Regions from separate parts of the Mus musculus genome. Here region 2 is linked to region 1. A link is a loop called in an ENCODE intact Hi-C map of the cell type or tissue named here. Cell type or tissue: heart. All regions are shown on one strand.

Region 1 (8,000 bases):
ATTTGAACTTGGCTGAGTTTTACTCCCGGAGTCAGGCTTCGGATCCTAACAGTCCATCCCTGTAATTCTTGGAAGTAGAGTTGTGAAGATTTTAACATAAAAGTGGCAAGATGAAACTCCCTTTGCTATAGAATAAAACAACGAAAACAAAGACACTGTCTTCCAGTGTGATTTCACTATGGAGATCACTTACTTATTCCAAATAATAAACCAATTAGCTTGTAAGTGTCAGATGACACTCCCTCCAGGTACCCCTCCCCAGCCCATCAAGGTAAATCATGCATAAAGCTGTGATTTACACTCATAACCTGTTTGTAATGGGGGCGGGGAGCACACTGCAAATGTGCTTCAGCTGAGAAATGTTTAAGTTGGTGGATTGTCTCATAGGAACGAATGAGAGGGCCCCTTGTGAACAGCAGTGTGTCACACTGATGGCTTGCATTTAAATTACTCCAATTAATCTTTCCAAGGAATGTGTGAGGTCATTATTATTTGGCAGATGGGAAAACTGAGATTCAGGAAGACTCATTAACTTTCCTAAGACTGCAAAGAGCAGAGCCAGAATACAAACCCAGTTTTGGCAGCATCCAGAATCCACAGCTATCCTTCCAGGGTACCAAGAGATCACCTGGTTAAACGGTAAACAGGCTGAGATCTGTCGTGAACCATCTTGAATGCAAAGCAGCAGACTGCGCTCCTGGCAAAGATACCGTCTGCTGCTGATCAGTGCAAAGAAATGGGTGCAGAGGACAATGGAGTGTTGAAGTTTTTGGCTTGATGTCTGGGTAGATGTGTTACATTTACTGGGACTATAGTTTGCTGGAAAAACTGACGATGGAAGAAAGTAATGAGTCTAATTTGAGACATACTCAGTTTGAAACGACATTTGAACTTACAGAAAGAACTGGCTAGAAGGCATGGAAGTCTCAAGAAGGAAGTCTGGACTGGATTTAAGAGGACTCAGTGTACAGATGGGGCAGGGGGAGCCTGTTAGTGGTAAGATTTCTCAGTTTGCCAAGATAAGAGGAGCCAAGGACTATGAGAATTCTTTAAAATGGCAAAGAGGCTAGAGCTTGAGACTGTAGAGTAAGTGATCAAGGAGATGGGACATTCAGGACAGACAGGAGTCTCTGAATGCAAAGCAGAAAAGACTCTCAGACGGCAAACAATGCCGCTATAATGACAGTTCAAAAATGAAGGCTTGAAAGAGATACTGTGATAAAAAGTATAGTAAGCCAACTGTACAAGTTTTTAAAAAATGTTTTACTAGAGGAATTTATAGACAATGTCCTCAGATCACAAACAAACCTAGGTTTTTACCATCAACAAGTTCTCCTCAGACCATTCTCACTTCTCTCTGCAGTCCAAACAATAAATTCTCACCAAAGGGGATGGTGGTGGTGGTGGTGGGGACTTGCTAGTAGCTCGCTAGGTATGTATCCCATGATCATTTGAGATGAGTCAAATCACTTGATGAGCTTGAAGGACGGCAGTTCAGTGTATGTGGTTGAAGCAGAGCGGATGCAGGAGATGGCTAGGAGAGACCGGGTCCTAAGAAATGCCTGGGTGAGTAGAACCCACTTAACTTAAGAGAACGCATTAGGGGACTGAGCATAGGAGAACTAGGGGATTTGGGTCTGACATATACTTTAACAGAAGTACTCTAGAAGCTTTCCTGAGGATAAAGTATGGGAACAGGGTAGAAGCACGCTCTGGAAGATCAGTTTGGAAACTTCTGGGGCCAACATGGGATGGTAGTGGCTTGGGCTGGACTGAGAGTGGTAACAATTCAGGCAAAAGCTACAATTGGAAGCCAAAGTCTATAGAAAGAATACTGGACTGGAATGAAAGTGTACATTCACACAATTTCCCCCACTCCAGAAGGTTCGTTGTTTTTTTTTTTTTTTTTTTTTTTTCCTCAGTAAAAGCTGCCTGGCACCTTACTTGGTATGTAGATGGACTGAGACCAGAGAGTAGAAATCACGAAAACTTGTATGATGAGGGCCAAGTGGTAGTAGAGAAAAAAGTAAAGGCAGAGAGAGGCTAAGGCTGGAGTCATATCCATGAGGAGACTCTACCCACCGCAAAGATGAAGCGACTCCTGGCTACAGTCAACTTTGATCTGGTAGCGCCAAATCGTTCCTCAGTAGATCCTTTCAATATTAATAACTTTCCCAAACTCCCCATGGTAGAGTTGTACTTTGAATACTCATTAATGAAAAAAAAAACCCCACAGAACAACGATTTTATTAGATTTTAATTAGAACAGTAAATAAGTTGCAATTAAGAAAATATCTCTGGACACATTTTGATGTCTCCAGCCTCTTCCCAGTGTTTGGTGCCCGTGTGGGTGAATGCATCTTTTGAAGCCCTGGAGCCGATTCTGCAGCACACAGGTGGGAAACCGAGCCACTCTGCTTGTTTTCTGAGTAACCCGGGGGCTTTTGCCCCTGCTGTTCCTTTCAGGAGGCCCCTTTGTCTCTGTGTTCCGGAGGGCAGAGTACAATCCTGCTTGGAAGATTTCTCAGTCCCTGCGAGATTCCACCATCCTCTTCTGGATCCCAGTTATCACTGGTTTTTGTACTTTGCACTCAAGTTCCATTTAAACAGTGATTCATTTACAGCTTGTATTCCTGGACACCCAAATACTTCAAATACTCATCTTATCCATGTATCTGTAGGCATATCTTATCTCTTCCGTGACCTAGTGTTATTTTAGCCTGGGGTTATGTCTCCTTTATCTAGTTCCCAGAAGTCAACCGTTTGGTACTGAGTAGCTTAAAGTGTTTCAGAAGCTGGACGTATCAAGCTGTGCTTAAGGAAAGAGATTTAGGATTAGCAGGCAAAATAAACAAGAAGAAAGAGTTTGGTCTTAACAAAAGGAAAGGCTTTATGAGGCTTTGAGATTTCAAAAAATGGGATAAGTTACCATTTAAATAATGAGTTCGGGGTAACTAACTATAAACAGTCAAATCATTTTCCATCGAAGCTCAACTTCCATCGAAGCTCCAAGCAATGTGACGAGTATGTGACATGTAGTATCATGTACAGTCTCCACAATGGTCAAGAAGGCATTTTGGCAATCCCATTTTTTCTCACTGTAGGCTAGGTACCTCTCATAAATGCAGTTTATATATAACAACACATAGTTTGGAATTCAGTCCTGTGTGGTGATGTCTAAACCTGGGCATTTAACACAATGGCTCCACGGTGTAGAAGGGACTCCCACAATAGTAGAATCCATTTCTGAGGTGACAATAGAGTAGAGAGTTCCAGGGAAATGCAGAAGGCCTAGGTAGCATTCTCTGCACTTGGCATGGTTTAGCACACCATCTTCTCAGAGGAGAGCCCAAAGCTGGCATGTTGAGTAAGAGATGGATCCGTCTGCACTGAGACACCTGAGAGAATATCATTGAGTTTAGCCACACCCATACATTTTATTTCAAAAATAATTGAATAAGTCTGTACTGGCTAGTTTTGTGCCAACTTGACACAGCTGGAGTTATCACAGAGAAAGGAGCTTCAGTTGAGGAAATGCCTCCATGAGATCCAACTGTAAGGCATTTTCTCAATTAGTGATCAAGGGGGAAAGGCCCCTTGTAGGTGGGACCATCTCTGGGCTGGTAGTCTTGGGTTCTATAAGAGAGCAGGCTGAGCAAGCCAGGGGAAGCAAGCCAGTAAAGAACATCCCTCCATGGCCTCTGCATCAGCTCCTGCTTCCTGACCTGTTTGAGTTCCAGTCCTGACTTCCTTGGTGATGAACAGCAATGTGGAAGTGTAAGCTGAATAAACCCTTTCCTCCCCAACTGCTTCTTGGTCATGATGTTTGTGCAGGAATAGAAGCCTGACTAAGACAAAGTCCAAGATCAGAGGTATCTAATTTCTCTGTTGTTATTATTGTTGTTGTTTGAGATGGGATCTCATGCAGGTCAAGCTTGCCTCAAACCATTCTATGGCTGAGGATGGCTTTGAACTCTTGGTTCTCCTGCCTCTATCTCCCAAGTGCAGGGATGACTGGCATGTGTCACCATCAATGGTGACACTTTATTTTTCATTAGAAAACATCCAGCCACACACCGAGGAGCCAGGACATCCCTGTCAGTGTGCAGGGAACATTCTAACTCTCTGAGAATAAGGCAAAAAGACACACACTATGCCACAAAGTTACCACAATCCTCAGCATGGGACTAAAAAAAAAAGTAAGAATTTAATTATTTCCCTTTTCCTTCATACTTTCTGGATGTGTACGCAGTTTACACGATCCCTTGGCTAAGATGACATAAACCTGTAAACTGGCAATGGAAGTGCACACCTGTGATTCCAGCTCCCCAAGGGACTGAGGCAAATGGACCACAGACTTGATAGCGTTTCATCTAAGAATATACGGGATACTATCACATGTTTCTATGAGGCATCAGTCTAATCTTTACCAGAGGAGAAGGCCATATTGTCTCAATCACTTCTTTTTGATGTTGTGTTCAAGGAAGTGCACGTAAGAGATGATATCGAGCAGCCCAAAAATACTTCATGAACTCCTCGTATTCTGTAGGATGTTTGCTCCCTCAGCTGACCATCTGATTGGCAGTTGGAAGGCTTGCCACCATATTCTATTGTTGTGGCTGTTTATTCTCACATTCCATTAAGCATAACCGAAGAGAGCGTTATTTAAGTGAATATAGTCATCTATTTCCACTGAACTATGGCCTTAAAGAAACACACACACACACACACACACACACACTCACACACAATCTCTCCACTTCCTTTGGGAAGACATGTGACTAACTGCTTTCTCAGCAAGCCACTTTTCCTGAATCTGAGTTATTTCCTTTCCTACAGAGAAAAGTTGCTGCCATCACTTCCACCGCTTTTGTAATGGCCTTTTGTGTGTACCGTATATTCCTTAAGAGAGGAGTTTTTTAAAAAAATGTCTCTTCCTTTTTTCTTATTTAGGCAAGAATTGTTTACTCTAAAGGAAAAAAAATGTAATGTTTTCAAAAATCTGCATTTGTGGAGATTTCTGGTACAAGAGAGTTCTCTTTAAAAGGTCCTTTAAACAAGCGTTTTAAAAATCTAAACGTAAGAGAAACACACTCTAAGCCCAACATCACCCGAGTATTCAGCAACTTCCTTATCTCCTGGGCTCTTCTTCAGCTTGATTTTTGATCAACCTTTCTCTAATGGTTAACTTTGAAGTTTGTCCGGCTGCCTTGTTATCCTGTCCTGATAGGCTTTGTACCAGGCTATCCTGATAGGCTTTGTACCAGGCTATCCTGATAGGCTTTGTACCAGGCTATCCTGATTGATAGGCTTTGTACCAGGCTATCTTGATTTTATTCCTCAGCTACCCCATCTCTCAGCTGTCTTTGTTAGGCCCTCTTTGGATCCTCTAACTGACATGTTCTTTTCTCTCTGTCATCTTTCTCCATGGGTAACTGGACAGTCCCCACATGTCCTCGCTGACCTTCCAGACTCATCTATCTGGTCACCCGCTGTTGTTCTCACATTCAGCCTGACTGGGCTGCTCTGAACTCCAGTCTCATGCCTCCTACAAAGATCTTAAATGTCCCCTAAAGTCAACGTGACCTAAGTGAAGTCAACCATTTCTGCTTTCCTCGCTTATTTCCAGACACGAACATCCAATGACAAGACATTGGGTCACCATGCCTTCATTTTCTTGTCTGACATCCCACATGTGTATTCCCCTGATCCCATTCAATTGCTCTCACCAGCTCTCTTTCTAATTATGCCTGAGTGATTATCTGGCTGCCTAGTTTCTTACCTGGGCTACGCATAGATCTAAACACAAGAGAAACACAGTCTAATCAAGCCCAACTTCACCCAAGTATTTAGCAACTTCCTTATGTCCTGGGCTCTTTTTCAGCTTGTTTTCTGATCATCCTCAATAACAAGAAAACACCCAATGTTTATTTCATCTGTTCATTCTAACCAAGAGATTATGTAGAATGTGTACAAATGCAAAAAAAAAAAAGTGACAGAAAGGGGAAATAATTAAATTTTCATGCCAGAGATTTATTATAAAACAACAAGAAAAAAGATGCTCATTGTCAGCTATTGGATGGAACTCAGGGTCCCCAATGGAGGAGCTAGAGAAAGTACCCAAGGAGCTGAAGGGGTCTGCAACCCTATAGGTGGAACAATATGAACTAACCAGTACCCCCGGAGCTCGTATCTCTGGCTGCATATGTAGCAGAAGATGGCCTAGTCAGCCATCATTGGGAAGAGAGGAGCCTTGGTCTTGCAAAGTTTATATGCCCCAGTAGAGGGGAATACCAGGGCCAAGAAGTGGGAGTGGGTGGGTAGGGGAGCAGGGTGGGAGGGGGGTATAGGGGACTTTCAGGATAGCATTTGAAATGAAAATGAAGAAAATATCTAATAAAAAGTTGAAAAAAAATAAAGAAACCACCCATGAAGTATTCATTTGACTTGAAGCCTTTGATATATCCCCATTTCAAATAAAGACTCCAAACTCCCTCATATATCCAGCTGCTGTTGCTTTGCCATGGCCCAGATTCCACATCCTTACCTACCACTGCAAAGGCACACACACTAACTTTGAGATGACCTTTGCAAGTGTTTTCTTGCACACACTGTTATTATCTCTACTTGAAATTATTCCCTTTTTTCCCCTGCCTAATAATTGCTGTTCCCCACAACCCCAAAGTTAGCTCAAATAATCCACCTGCAGCTCTGAGTTCGTGTTATCAGTTCTTGCACTAAAGCTCTCCCACTGGCCCTACCTATGCATTAGCAGTATGGGCTTTGGATTTTAAATGCTAAATAGTAAAAAGTAGTGTTTAGAAGGCAGGGGATGTCTTCTTGTTTGGCTTGTGGCAGGCCTTTGCTTGCTATTTGCTGACCACACTGAACTAATGCAAGTCTTAACCGCGGAGGAAGCGATTTCAAGTACCAGCTCTACGCGTAACGGCTACGTTTTCTCCCTTCCAAAGAACTTTATCTGCCTTCACCCTTTTCATACATAACTGGAGAGTCTTCTGAAGTTTATGATTCAGACCGGAAGCAAGGGCAGTGAATATGCAGTGCCTGAATTGAGAGTCTGAGGAGTCTGTCAAAGATGAGCTAGTAGTGAGGCATTGGCCAGCTCTTACCTGCCTTATTCTTTATACAACATTATTGAGCACAAGACAAAAGAGGTCAGGTCCAGGAGCTACAGAATACTGTGTGCACACAGTCAAAGGCAATTTCTCTCTTTCCCAGAGGGAAGAAAAATGGGGGTACCCAGCCTTCCTCTCTACAATCTCTTGTGGAAGAGTACTCAGAGAACTGTTCCCTTACTCTTGATCTAATTTAGTCAGTTGCTGAGGAAAGACTACAGGTTTGCCTGCGTGTCACGGCAACAGAGGAGATCACTTTTGGAGAAAGAAGGGATGCAAGAAGCAGCAGTCACTCAGTTTAAAGCCAAAACTGGGGATTCCTGGGGTTTAACAGGATGCTACTTAGCACGTAAGTGAGTTTGCTCAATTGCCTTACCAAGATGGGGTTCCAGCTGCAAGAAGATATGGAATGCACGTGCCCAGAATTAGGACTTGAGTGGTTTGGAGATGTGAAATCAGATTTTCCAAATCACTAGGCCTAAAAGACTCAGCTCTGCTCTTCAGAGAGAGTAGAAGTCAGGGGACCTGATTCTCAGAGAGCATCAATAGCTAGCCTATGTTAGCAAATAAGTAGCAAGATTACAGGCCCCCAACAGCTACCACAGGGAGATGGAGAAAGACACAGAGATAAATGGATAGAGTGCAAGGAAGGAGAGAGAGGAAGGAGAAAGAGAAACTTTGATAGCAGCAGATGAATATGACATCTCTTTCTATTTTCTTTCTGTCTGGCCCCTCAGCTCCTGCCTCTTGAGAAGTAATACATACCTACTCCAAAATCCATGTGCTTGGAGTATAAACATTCAGAACTGCACCCGGGTCTCTGAAATAGTCCCCTGAACTGATTCAGGACTTCTATCTTTTGAA
Region 2 (8,000 bases), 140 kb before region 1:
TAGGGAGGTTTAAATGGTGGACCCTTGCAAGCCTTCAGCTGGAGGAACTTAGGTTGTTAGTGAGTTCCCTTCAGCAGCCTCTCCACCCATTCCAGTATCCTAGCTCTGTCCTAGAAGAAAAGGAATGAAACCCCAACAGAGAGAAGAGGCGAAGAAACGCAGGGTACTTCCAAGTTGGCTTCATCAAAGTGGTGATAGGTTTAGTCTGGGGGAGAAATGAAGAAGGGACTTCCTCATGGTCTCACCAGGAGCACAGTTTCCCACAAAACTTCCTGGTGGCTACAAGCCACCCAGCAAGCCCTGTTTTCCTGCTCGTTTAATTTTTAGGTAACAGAACTATGGCTGAGCAGTCCAGACCAGTTGGTCCACAGCTTCCGGAGGCTCTTGCACCATTCACCACGTCAACAACTATCTTCAAAGTGAGCTAAAATCCACCTAACCCTTGGAGGAAGACAAGAAATAAATAGGCCCAAGGACAGGAATTTAGACTTAGTTTAACCTTGGAAATTTTAAGTCTTTAGCAGAAATGCAAACTCTGAACTGGGTGTGGTGGCGCTCGCCTGGGATTCCAGGACTCGATGACTGGGGGGGGGGGGGGTGTTCAATCTCCCACTGAGAAGAGAGATAAGTTTTGGGATTCAGTGTCAAAATGCCAAAAGAAAAAGAGGAAAGGAGAGAGAGAGAGAGAGAGAGAGAGAGAGAGAGAGAGAGAGAGAGAGATCTAACCTCTGGATTTTGTTCTTTCTTCTCAAGTCAGCAAGGCCTAAAAGCATCCTGTGGTTATCTTCCCAGCCTCCTTTACATCCTCAGGTGGAGATCAATAGAATCGGGATCATCAGTTCTATAAATACATGGGTGCTGGAGGGCAAAGACAGAACACATTCCTCCCATTCCTCCACAATCTCTCTCTTCTGCCATAATACAAGTGGCCCAGCTTAGCGAGGTGTGCTCACCTCCGCCTACAGTCCTAGGGCTCCTGAGGCAGAGGCAGGAGGATGATGAGTTTAAGTCTAGACTGGGTTTACAGAGTAAGACCATCCAACCAGGAATTGAGAAGCGCAGCTCCATGGCTTGTCAAGCATGCCCAAGGTCCTGGGTTCCTTCTCCAGAACTCAGGGCAAAGACGGAGCATAGCAGCCTACAGGGAAAAAGTTTCTAGACTCGCGGTTGGACAAAAGGGCTTGAGTTTGCAGTAGAGGAAGAAGGGGTTTGTGATTAGGTTTTTAAACAAGGCTTGGGAAGAACCCAGCGAGTTTTAGGAGACAGTGACTACGAACTAGGGAAGAAGTGGTCTGTGTCTGATGCGAGTGCTGGAAGAGACCACCACACCTCTCTGGTGCTTTCTCAAGGGCTCTTGCTAATCTCGCCTTCTGAGCTGTGTTCCTCTAGCATTGCTTTGTCTAGATAGCTGTTTTCCTCTCCAAAGCCTGAATCCCCAACACTCCTAAATTCTCAAGCCAGTACATTTCTTTCAGTACTGCTGTGCCCTGCCTCAACCAAGGGAGTGGAGAGAGGTAGAGTCCTTGGTGGGTGGGGTAGCTAGCTAAAACAGGGCAGCCTAATCCAGGACAAGATAGCACCATGAAAAGCCATTTGGTAGCAGTGGCTCCCGAGTCCTGGCTAGTCCCTCCTTTCTAAACAACCAGTCACTGCTACTATGTGCAGAACCCAGGCCTCAAGATTGTAAACTAGGTAGGTTAGACATCCCATCAGAAGCGTTCCTGGAGCCTTATCAGCTATCTCCAAGGGATTTTGGCAAATTTTCTGCCATTACTTAGGTTGGAGTTATATCTACCTCCACCCTTCCCCTCCTGCTTTGCCTGATTAGGGCCAGAAATTTTTTCATCTTTATAGAGCAACAGCAACATTTACTATTCATGAAGTTGCCCCTCCATAATTTTTAAAGCTTTCCATGTGCCTGGAAGCTTGCTCGTTTTTGCTCTTCTCGGTTTACAGGGTGGCTCCCTTTCTTCCAAACACAGGCGAAGAAAGAGGAAAGGGTGGGAGGGGGTGCCTCGGGTGGAGATAACATCCATATTTTTTAACTGTTTTTAATCCAGTTAAATTTCCCTTCGGATTCACACAGCTCCCATCTGAAACCGACTACAGAGCTGAATTCCAGACTCAGGATTAAGTGGAGGAGAGCAGGCAGGAAGAAATAACAGCCAGCTCTATGCCGCAAAGAGAACCGCTACGTTGGCAGGGTCTCCAAGGTTTTAAACACAGTTTAGTCCCTCTTCTTGAATTCTTAATCCTTCCAAATAATTTACAACAGTCAAGAAAAACAGCATTCAAACGCTTCACGATTTAAAACAAGTTTGTTACGTGGCTTGGGCAGATACTTTTCTTAGGAATGCTGGTATAAGACAAAGTTCACATTTTTAATGCCCTGTGCTGTCAGTCAGCAGAAAATAGCTCCTCGGAGGCACAGACCATGTCCCCAGCCTTTGTCGCACAGTAAAACTGAACATCATTCAGGAGTTTATTAGGTGGTCAGCAGCCACACCGCGCATTCCCTGGGATGTCCCCTAAGCCCTAAAAACTAGGGCTCGTGTACAACACACACACACACACACACACACACACACACACACACACACACACACACAGGGACTCGTTAAATGTCACAGGATGGGCGCCTTGAGTCCGACCCCAAAGGTAAAATGCATTCCTTGGAAGCATTCCACAGATGTCAGGCCACAAAACCCGCTGCTCTCCCCGGAGTACACTGTCTCATTTGTAAGATTTCCCCAGCGCCCAAGGTCTGCAGCCAAGGCAGGGATGGGAAGAGAGGAGCCAGCAAAGGAGAGAAGTAGGTCGCAAAAAAAGAAAAAAAAGAAAAAAAAAGAAAAAAAAGGAAAAAAAGAGAAAGAAAGAAAGAAAGAAAGAAAGAAAGAAAGAAAGAAAGAAAGAAAGAAAGAAGGGACCGAAGGGAAGGGGGATGGCAGAGTTACTCACGGACTAGCTAGTGCTTCTGTGGAGCCAGCATGACTTCCCCGCGCCCGAAGCCTCAAGGCTGCAGCGCCGAGGACGCGGAGAACGCCACTTAAATAGCCGCGCGGCCACTCCCGGTAGAGATATGGTTCTAATCAGATGCTGGCTCTGAGGACTCTCCAGGAATGTGGCGGCGGGATGTTTTTGCTGCCTGGACTTGGTAACTCCCCCTCAACGTGTCTGCCGAGTCTTCCAAACTTAACTGTTTATTAACTCGAACTAAAGCCACGGAGATCCGGCGCCTCCTGCGCCTCCTGCGCCCCGTGCGCCCGGCCAGCTGGGGGCGATCGCAGAGACCCGGAAAAAGGAGCGTGCACACAACCCGGGCCAGGAGCCCCACACTGCCTTGGGCCAGAAAGGGTGCACGTAAGGACAGGAAAAGGGAAATTCTGGAGGAAAAGGATGGGATCCTCTGAGCTGCGTTTCGCAGATCCGTTCCCTGGATTGCCACTTCGAGTGGCGTGGCACGCGAACTGCGAACTCATCCTAAACCGCCTGGGGCATTTTGAACAAAGACGCGCCTTTACTCCTGACTTTCCGTTCCCGGGTCCAGTCTGTCCTTTCTAAAGCTGGGCATGTGACTGGATTGTTACCTTTAAAGAAAATCACTATTCTTTAATTGTGAACGTGCTTAAACAGGAGGGAAATCTATGTGTGCCCAAGTAAAAAGATGCCCTGTTATTGAAATTTAATATCACGCTCGAGCATATTCTCGCTATTAAACTGGCCTAAACAAAACAAGTTAGCCTCCATATAAATGATCTACATTTGTGATCATTTCAGTGTATATCCACCCACACGTAGATAACATGACTTTGTCTGCTAGTTTCTACAGCATTTCTTATTCCTTCATGAAAATATTGAGATATGTGAATAAGTATTGGAAGGTGTTTCATCGATGCTCAGCTGTGGATAGCCCGGCAGAGCAGACCTTGGGAATCCTATAGAATCTCACAATTTCTTTTCTGTATATTTTAAAGTCAGGGGACAATTGTTAAATAGTCACAGAAACAGTGGTGCTTTTCAAGTACTTAAGAAATTAAGCTTTGGGAAGATCCTCCTCCCCTTCTCCCTCCTTCCCCTCCCCCTTCTCCCTCCTTCCCCTCCCCCTTCTCCCTCCTTCCCCCTTCTCCCTCCTTCCCCTCCCCCTTCTCCCTCCTTCCCCCCTTTTCCCTCCTTCCCCTCCCCCTTCCTCCTCTTCCACTTTCTTATTTAGTCCTTTTTTTCTTGTTCCTCCTCCTCTTGTCTGTTTTTCCTTCTGCTCCTCCTCTTCTTCCCTCTCCCTCCTGCCCCTCCTCCCCTGTTGTAAGCAGAATGTACTGACTATGAAAATGACAAATTGTGACTTGGATGGAAACGGGTTATTGATTTTATTGAGTAAGCAACACAATGGATTTGCATTTTACCACTGAGAATCCAGGGTTCAAATTGGGCTTATGGTGCACCAAGGATGTATTTTGTGGTCCATGCCTAGCCCCAGCTGCAAAATCACTGTAATTTGAGGTAGCTCAATGAGAGTGGCAGTTTCTGCTTGCAAGTAGGTCAGGCTTGGAGCAGCCCTCATGCAGGGAGAGTAAGAGACACAGAGCAACACAGCTGGTCCAGGTGCTGCCCCTACCTGACCTCTGGATTCCCTTCACACTTGGGTGTGCAGAGTAGAGGTGTGTGTGTGTGTGTGTGTGTGTGTGTGTGTGCTTCCAATATTCCTCTGAGGTAATTTTCTATGGTTGAAAAAAAAAGGATTTTCAGTGAATGATGGAAGGTCTACTTTTCAGTTCTATGAAGGCACAAGACATAGGTGCGAACTTTAATTCTGCTAGCTCTGAGAACATCACACTTTGATTCTCAAATCTAGTAGTCTAGAGAAATGGTGTCATTTCAAAAAGTTCAAAAATTAGGGGAAAAAAAGGTAGTTCATTCACACAAACAGGGGCTCTGATAATATAAAAGAAACAAGTCTACAGACAGACATGAATCATTTCTCAATGTGGAAGTGGCCACTTAGGCCTTTGTCTTTATCTATATAGTTGAAAGATTATTATCAAAATGTGTTAACTTGCTCCCACTAGATGGAATGGATTTGCCTTAGAAACCAGAGAAAGAAAACGATTTCATCTGCTGTGAACTGCAGTTGTGAAGCAGTGATGTGGACCCAAAGAGCTCATTTGTGAGCAGCAGGCTCATAGTGGCTGCTTAAAGCGAACACCCTTGTGTTAGACAGAAATCTAAAGAGCCCACAGTAGAGAGTTCTGGTTTTGCAGTGTATTTTTATACCTCTAGGGTGCTGATATTGGTCTTGGCAGTAGTTCAATGTCCTGCTCACATTATGGGGGGGGGGGGGGATGAAAATAAATTTAACTCTTTTTATCCCAGGAGGTCCTGTTTCTTACCATTCCTACCACATCTAAGTTGATAACTTTTCAGTAAGTCTAAAATGAACATCTCCACATAAGAAACACACACACACCAAAGTCCACCCCGGTGTTCATCACCACTAAAATTTGTTTAGAGAATTAAAGTAGGAAAAAAATTAAATGCAGTGCTTTATAAACCAAGGTCCCCACATAAGGACAGTCGTTTGCACAAAAACCTGCCCTGTGGTAGGGTGGGGTGGAGTCTGGACTGTGTTCCCAGCCGAGAAAGGGGTAGTTAATCCCGTGACAGCTTGCTGAAGAATGCATGGTTTATTATTAAAGTAATCTCTTAAGGTTTTCCTGGAATGTACTCTCACAGCAGCTCTGCCTATGCAGGCTATCCTATGTATGTCTGTTCTTCCATGATGAAAACTGTCGATTCTTAGCTCAAACGTCTGGCCCTTTCTCTCCTACCCCTCACCCCTGCCTATTCCTCAGCTGCTCAGTGTTCCTCACACTGCCTGTTTGAATTGTGCTTATTTCCCGTGAACGATAGATCGTATCGGCCTCAAGGAAACTGTCCACTTCTCTGCTTATTGGACACATAGAGCTATTCAAACCAAACAAAGCAAGCATGGCAAGATGGGATCTGTCTCTAGTCCTAACTATTCTGGAGGCTGGGGCAGGAGGATGAGTAAGTTCAAGAGGGGAAAAAAAATATCAAAGAAGAGTTGACTGAGATTTATCGGGTAAGGTCCTTCTTTCTGCGTTTTCAATTTTTTAAATAAATAAATAAATAAATAAATAGGCTGTCAAGTGAGAAAGGAAAAGGAAAGAAAAGAAAATCCCCAAAAGGAAACAAACAAACAAAAAGACTGTTGTTTCTACAAAAAGTTCCTTGCCCTCCACTAATCCTATATATTTAACACTGAAGAAAAACAGATGCCATCAGAATCAACTGCTGACAGGGATAACCAAATATTGGGAGTTGGTCTTTATTTTTGTTATCCATTCATCCCATCCAACTCTGCTTTTTTCCTCCCTCCCTCCGCATTCTCTCTCCCTTCTTCTCTCTCCCTCCTCTCTCTCTCTCTCTCTCTCTCTCTCTCTCTCTCTCTCTGTTTCTGTCTCTGACTCTCTCTCTCTCTCTCTCTCTCTGAGAATATTTTTGGAACCTTGGAAGACAGGTTTTTTTTTGTCTTTCGGTTTTCTGACATTTGTTTTCTTGCTACATTCCTTACGATGCCACAGGATTCAATCTATTTGCATGTGGCCTGTAGTAATAGTGAAACTCTGATGATGCCACTAGAATACTTGGGGAAACTGGAACACCTTGAAACAGACATTTAGCATTCAATATTGGGCCAGCAAGATGGTGCTGTTTGCAAAGCCTGGCAAAGTGCAGCAAAGTCCTTGCAAAGTCCCAGCTGCAGGACACACATGACAGGAAAGAACTGACTCCTAAAAGTTGTGCTTTTGGTTCCACACACATGAGCAAGTATGCATGCGTGTGCATACACAAAAACTATAATAAATACAAATAAATAAAATTCAATATCATATATTTATATAGCTAATCACACTTCACTACACTTTGTACATAATGACAAGTAATAAAGGAAGAGAGTATTTTAATATGATTTATCACTCAAATAAATATTGTTTTATTTAGCAACCAAGCCAATGTGAGTTATCAAAAATTAAAATATACTTAGCATTGCAAATAAAATGATAAAAGGCACACAGCCCTGCAAGAACGTTGATAGCAACCACGTAGCCCGTTTTCTACCTTATGAAGAAGAATCTGAAAAATTCCTAAACAGAACAGCAATGGCTTGTGCTGTAAGATCAAGAATCGACAAATGGGACCTCATAAAATTGCAAAGCTTCTGTAGGGCAAAAGATACTGTCAATAAGACAAAAAGGCCACCGACAGATCGGGAAAGGATTTTTACCAATCCTAACTCTGATAGGGGACTAATATCCAATATATACAAAGAGCTCAAGAAGCTGAACTCCAGAAATTCAAATAACCCCATTTAAAAATGGAGTACAGAGCTAATCAAAGAATTCTCAATTGAAGAATACCAAAGGGCTAAGAAGCACTTGAAAAAATGTTCAACATCCTTAATCATCAGGGAAATGCAAATCAAAACAACCCTGAGATTCCACCTCACACCAATCAGAATGGCTAGGATCAAAAAATCAGGTGACAGCAGATGTTGGCCAGGATGTGAGAAAGAGAAACACTCCTCCATTGCTGGTGGGATTATAAGCTGGTCCAACCACTCTGGAAATCAGTCTGGCGGTTCCTCAGAAAACTGGACATATTACTACCAGTAGATCCAGCAATACCTCTCCTGGGCATATACCCAGAAGATGTTCCAACTGGTAAGAAGGACACATGCTCCACTATGTTCATAGCAGCCCTATTTATAATAGCCAGAAGCTGGAAAGAACCCAGGTGTCCCTCAATAAAGGAATGGATACAGAAAATGTGGTACATTTACACAATGGAGTACTACTCAGCTATTAAAAACAATGAATTTATGAAATTCTTGGGCAAATGGATGTATCTGGAGGATATCATCCTGAGTGAGGTAACCCAATCACAAAAGAAGTCCCTTGATATGCACTCACTGATAAGTGGAT

The links. Hi-C counts contacts between places; a loop is a spot of excess contacts. Peaks named below come from ENCODE experiments on the same cell type or tissue, not always from the same donor. Only the 100,000 strongest peaks of a DNase experiment are listed, where the experiment ranks them.
Region 2: a loop joins it to region 1, with 6 times the contacts of the local background. A loop is called at or near these places in 11 of 42 quality-filtered maps.

What each region holds. Positions count from the first base shown.
Region 1 is chr15:6,239,112-6,247,111 of GRCm38, reverse strand. No RefSeq gene overlaps it. Among named protein-coding and RNA genes, the nearest start is that of Gm16311, 67 kb to the left of the region's middle. In heart, no CTCF peak of the experiment used is centred here; a DNase peak (open chromatin) is centred at 4,751; H3K27ac peaks cover 230 bases.
Region 2 is chr15:6,381,891-6,389,890 of GRCm38, reverse strand. It overlaps Dab2 (disabled 2, mitogen-responsive phosphoprotein), which reads right to left and starts at 3,143. Exons shown (of 15, transcript NM_023118.5): 1 at 2,959-3,143. In heart, a CTCF peak has its summit at 3,265 (motif pointing right); DNase peaks (open chromatin) are centred at 1,570, 2,690, 3,290 and 5,620; H3K4me3 peaks cover 3,032 bases; H3K27ac peaks cover 2,930 bases.